Regions from separate parts of the Homo sapiens genome. Here region 2 is linked to region 1. Evidence: read pairs that join two places in POLR2A ChIA-PET (ENCODE). Cell type or tissue: MCF 10A. All regions are shown on one strand. Each heading gives the region's core, and the rest is flanking DNA. Links, peaks and the distances in the headings are about the cores only. Region 1 overlaps DHRS7 (dehydrogenase/reductase 7). Region 2 has its middle 24 kb from the start of PPM1A.

Region 1 (2,925 bases), core at 166-2,665:
GTCTTGAACTCCTGACCTCATGGTCCACCCTCCTCAGCCTCCCAAAGTGCAGGGATTACAGGCTACTGTGCCCAGCTGGCTGCTTTTATTTATTTTAATGACAATTATTAACTTTCACAAAAAGTCACCTAAAACGGGAATTTAATTCCACAGGTAAATTCAGGGCTTTATTTTATCTTTTTAATTGCTGACTTCTGGAAATATACCATTGTTCCATTGATTCTTTAAGTTAACAAAATAACCAACCATCCATAGGAATTCCATCAATCTATCCACAAGACATCCCCCAAACACCCCTTTTCTGATTTTATTTAACTAGATCGACATTCTGGTCAACAATGGTGGAATGTCCCAGCGTTCTCTGTGCATGGATACCAGCTTGGATGTCTACAGAAAGCTAATAGAGCTTAACTACTTAGGGACGGTGTCCTTGACAAAATGTGTTCTGCCTCACATGATCGAGAGGAAGCAAGGAAAGATTGTTACTGTGAATAGCATCCTGGGTATCATATCTGTACCTCTTTCCATTGGATACTGTGCTAGCAAGCATGCTCTCCGGGTAAGGCTGCTCAAACTCAACTCTGATAGAACTGACTTAAATGTGTATATGGGGGATATGGCCATCACTGTGTGAGGTCCTTGGAACTGGAAGTGATGTGGGGAGACAGAGAGACCCAAGGAGACTTTTGGTAGAGGACACCCCCAGTAGATGCTAAAAAAGACTTGATCCACACATGCCTCTAACTTGTTGAACAAATAAATATGTATCAAGCACTGCATTGTGCCATGTACTACAACAGACCCTGGGGATATAAAGATAATAAGATGTGGTCTCTGCCCTCAAAAAGTGTATCATCTATTTAACATGTTACTCTTCACCTTATCCTTATTCCTACTAAATCTTCATGGAAAATTGGGGGTCCACTTCTCCTTTCTTCTACATACACTTCAGGATGTACTTTTTCCTCCCCATTTCTGTGACTTCTTTTCCTTGCCCCTTGTAGTTGGTGTTTATTTTGCCTGGTCTAATTATATATGCATGTCAGAAATAGGTACTTCCCACAGGATGATTAGTCCTGGTCTCATATCCTTACTGGGAAAAATCTTGACTGTATTCTCTCTGGTTTCATTGGAAGAAGAAAATCTAGTCAAGGCAGAGGCAAGGAGAGAAGCTTGATTTGGACTGCATAACTTACGATGTATAAATATTAGAAATGGATGAATTTTTAATGGTGGCTTAAGACTGGATATAAAGAAATTATAAGGCCAATAGGAAAAGAATGATTAAGGAAGACACAAAATTTATATTTAAAGCTGTTGAAGTCAGTTTAAGTAGAATGTTTCACTGTTGGAATCATGAGATGCAATAGCTACATGGTCATCATGGTTTCATGAAAATTTGAAGCTTTGGTTCTTTAGGACATCTTTTTTCTGCTGCAAAGTGCAGACAATTGCAGACAGTGATGAAGCGGAATGCTATACTGATGATTTCCTCATATTTAGTAACAGGCATCAGTCACTTCCTGTGGAGCAGTTGGGCAAGCCTCAGGCAGGCAGATGAGGGAGGGCGGCCACCCATCTGTTTGGCACCACGTGTCTCATAAGATATGCTGGATGCTTTCAGTAAACACAGATGAGCTGTCTGGCCTGCCCTCCAAGACTCATTATTTTATTACTGGATTTGATCCTATGATAAAATGTGGCAGGTTGAGACTGTAGTTACCAGGAAGCTCTTTTTGAAGAGCACATTTCCTTCTCAGATTCTCAGTAAACTACAGAATTAACTTGTTTATCATTGAAAAGTTTACACACAATACTAGATGTGATTTCAAACAAGGAGAGGTTTTAGTGTTTGATATATTGGCTTGCTTGGTGTCCTCTCTCCTCTTTTGCTACAGAGAGGCAGAAGGTTAAAGTTATGGGAGTTTTCCATTCAATTAGCAAGCTTTTTTTTTTTTTTTGGGTTCATCTCTGAGTCTGGCACTGTATTGGTCTCTGATCATAAACCCTCATAGCCCCTCTGTTTGTTGGGGTCAGCATTTCAGAGCTGATAACTGTTTAACATTTTTGGATCATATACAATGTACTGTGGGTTAGCTGTTTAGGCTTTTCAATAGATAACCCAGCCTTATAACAATGTAGTCTTGGAACATTTCCTAATTTAGGAAGAGATGAGAGGCAGTAGATTTCTGTTTACTCCCCATTGGTTTAGAAATGGTCAGTATCTTTTTAAGTCTAGAAGGTCTAGTCTGTTTTACACAAGTCATTCAGTAGGCAATCATATTACATTTTTAATTAGCCACATACCCTCTTATTACCCAAAAAGATAAATGTTTGCTAAAATGAATTAATACTGTTAAAATAGAAATATAAATGGAAAAAGTTGAATTCATTCTTTCTGATACTTTCTGTGAAGTACTAATCCCATCTTCCTCACCTTTGCCCCAAAAATTTGCACTTTAGACTACTTTGGGGAATAAATAGAAACCTGACCTCAGTGATTCTCAGTGGAGGACATATACCCCTTTTGGAGTGGGGAGAGGAGGACTGGTATGAAGAGCATATATCAGAATCTATAGGGATAGTTCTTTTTACCTATCCAGTGCATGCCTACCATAAAAATCATTGATGGGAAGACCCCTCACTATCAAAGGGGGTGAACCATTTATACCTGGAAAGAGCTGAGAATGTCTGTTCTAGATTGCCTCCAGTCTACTGTTAAAAGTGCCTTATACACTATTCACAATAGCAAAGACTTGGAACCAACTCAAATGTCCATCAATGATGGACTGGATTAAGAAAATGTGGCACATATACACCATGGAATACTATGCATCCATAAAAAAGGATGAGTTCATGTCCTTTGTAGGGGCATGGATGAACCTAGAAACCATCATTCTCAGCAAACTATTGCAAGGACAAAAA
Region 2 (2,925 bases), core at 180-2,679, 73 kb before region 1:
TGGTATTCACATCTTTGTGTAATTCCCCTCCCCACTGAGTGTGTGCTGGACCTAGTGACTCTTTTCTAACAGATAGAATATTGTGAACTTGATGGTACATTACTTCCAAGATTAGGTTACAAAAGATTGTGGTTTCTGTGTTGCTGAAACTCTCTACCCTCTAGCTTGTTTGCACTGATGAAACAAGCCAGCATGGTGTGAACTGTCCTATGGAGAGGTCCATTTGGCAAGAACTAAGGGTTGCTTCTGGCTAACAGCCAATGAGGAACTGAGGCCCTTGGTGCAACAACATGGGAGAAACGGAAGCCTGCCAACAACCACCTGAATGAGCTTGGAAATGGACCCATCCCCAGTCGAGCTTTGAGATGACTGCAAGCCATGGCCAACACCTTGACTGTAGTTTCATGAGAGCTCTGGAGGCAGAGGAGCAAGCTAATCCACACCCAGATTCCTGACCCATAGAAACTGTGATGTAAGACATGTTTGCTTGGCAATATTATAATATACTGATGCTTGAAAATTTTTTTGCAACACAGTTCTTCCTACCCCCAAAATATATAGGTAAAAATAAGTTTCATCATAATATATTTTAGAAAATTTAACAGCATCCTTTGAAATAGTTAGAAAATTCCTGCAGCATTCGAAACTCAGGTTCTGTAATTCTGAAAACAAAAATGGACTAAAAGATTCTGCTCTCTTTTTTTCCAAAGACATCCAAATACTAGTAAGTTTATTCTAAAATCATTACTTTAAAAATGCTAGTTCTTAACTGAAAATTAGAAAAGTAGAGAGGATGGGCCTATAAATGACCAAAGGTCCAAGAGTCCAGAATTGCAAAAAGGATGTAAACCTCAAAACAACAATAATCCTTCTTTAACTCAGAAAAAAAATAAAAAATTTAAAAAGCAACTTTCTTGTACCATGGTAAACAGAATAATGATCCTGCTCAAATGTTCGCATTCTAATCCCTGGATCCAGTAAATATGTTACCTTATATGGCAAAAGGAACTTTGTACATGTCATTAAGTTAAGGATATTGAGACACGAAGATTATAATGGATTGTCTGAGTGGGCCCAATATAATCACAAGTGTCCTTATAAGAGGAAGGCAGGAGGATCAGAGTCAGAGAAGGAGGCATAATGATGGAAGCAGAGGTCAGAGAAATTTAGGGGTTGTGGGGTAGGTCAGAAGCCAAGGAGTGCAGGAGTCCTCTAGCAGCTGGAAAAAGCAAAGAAGTCGATTCCTCCTTAAAGCCTCAAAGGAACAGGGTGCTGCAGACAGATATTACTGCTTCCGTCCTCTGGAACTGTAAGATAATAAATTTTTGTTGTTTTAAGCCACTAAATTTGTGGTAATTTGTGACAGCAGCAATAGGAAACGAATCCATATACTTTACTTCTCTAGGGTCTTGGTTTGCTGTTTATTGCAATCAGGTGATATTTTCAAATGTAATTAAATAATGTTATTTTTATTCTAGAAAACCAGCTGATCATGAAAATCACTTGAAAAGCTTTCCAAAAATACATTTTCCTGAGCTTCATTCCTAGATATTCTACGTTGAGAATTATTGCTCCAGAGTAAGCACCGATTGAAGGGAGAGCCCACTCTGAAAAGATGGACCATTAAAGCACAAATGGCAACTTTTAGCTCATTTCTGATTAAGGTATAATTTTAATTAGATCTTTATAATCAGATTGATTTTTTTTAAATCTAGGATTTGGACTTCTCCAGCGCTCATGAATTTCCATTTTGAGGACCTTTCTCTGCTCAATAAAGTTGGATGAAAGAAAGGGTCATAGAGGGCAGCTGATTGCAATGGTAAAACTTCCGTGGAACTGTGAGTAGGCACTGACATCACCAGTGCCACACTGAGTAGGGGATTGTATTAGCTTCCTGGAGCAGCTATAACAAAGTACTGCAAACTAGGTGACATAAACAACAAAAATTTGTGTGTCACAGTTCTGGAGGCCTCATTTTAACCTAACTAATTACATTTGCAAAGACCTTATTTCCAAATAAGGTCACATTCTGAGGTGGGAATTAGGGCTTTAACAAATAAATTTTGGGGGGCACAATTTAACCTACAATGTGGATCCAATTTGACCTGGAGACTAAAAGCAAGGCTTGTCAAGGGCATGGGCAGGGTAATAATAATAGCAGTTATCTTTTATTCTTGTAGGGACTGTCCAAGGTAGGTGTTTTTATCCCCACCTGACAGATGAGGAAATGGAAGTTGAGAGGGGCTAAGCGATTTCTCCAAGTTCGCACAATTAAGAAGTGGTAGAGCTGAGTGCACACCCAGGTTTGTCTGGCTCCAAAGCCCAAGCTTTCAACCACTTTGCTCTGCCACCTCCAGGAATAGTCAAAAGAACAGAAGACCTGGTTTCTAGGCCCAGTTCATCCACATAATAAACATTAGACATTCAACAAATCATTTAGGTTCTCTAGGGCTTAATTTTCTCTCCAGTAAAATGAGCCTAATAATAATATATGAGCAAGTACAAGTACTTCATAAACCACAAAGTGCCCTGGCACCGTAAGGAATATTATTAAGAGCAACATCAGCATAAAGCAAAGACAATTAATATACACAGTGGAGAATGACAATATATTTGTGCTTCCCAGGTTTTTAGGAGTTTGTGTCCCTCCACCCTCCTCTCGTCAGTCCACACACCTATCTTCTGATCTTTCCCCCAGTTCAAAAATCCTGCCCTGGGTGGACACATGACTTTTGGGTTACCTTTTAATTTTTTAAAAATTCAGTTTCCTAAGTTAAAACCGTTGTTTTATTGAGACACTTCTTTGGGTTGTTGTGAAAAAGGTACAGCAAATCTTCCCTTTCCTTTGCCAGTTGAAGATCTATTACCGAACTGCGAAAAGCAAACATGCAACTAAACAAAAAACCAATTAGTCCACTTGACAGT

Evidence for each region. Peaks named below come from ENCODE experiments on the same cell type or tissue, not always from the same donor. Only the 100,000 strongest peaks of a DNase experiment are listed, where the experiment ranks them.
Region 2: POLR2A ChIA-PET joins it to region 1 with 6 read pairs; 4 of 35 experiments call an interaction of 5 or more read pairs at or near these places.

The regions. Positions count from the first base shown.
Region 1 is chr14:60,150,573-60,153,497 of GRCh38, reverse strand. DHRS7 (dehydrogenase/reductase 7) reads left to right here. Exons shown (of 7, transcript NM_016029.4): 4 at 320-559. Among named protein-coding and RNA genes, the nearest start is that of DHRS7, 13 kb to the left of the region's middle. In MCF 10A, for the core only: no CTCF peak of the experiment used is centred there; a DNase peak (open chromatin) is centred at 1,567.
Region 2 is chr14:60,223,803-60,226,727 of GRCh38, reverse strand. No RefSeq gene overlaps it. Among named protein-coding and RNA genes, the nearest start is that of PPM1A, 24 kb to the left of the region's middle. In MCF 10A, for the core only: no CTCF peak of the experiment used is centred there; no DNase peak of the experiment used is centred there.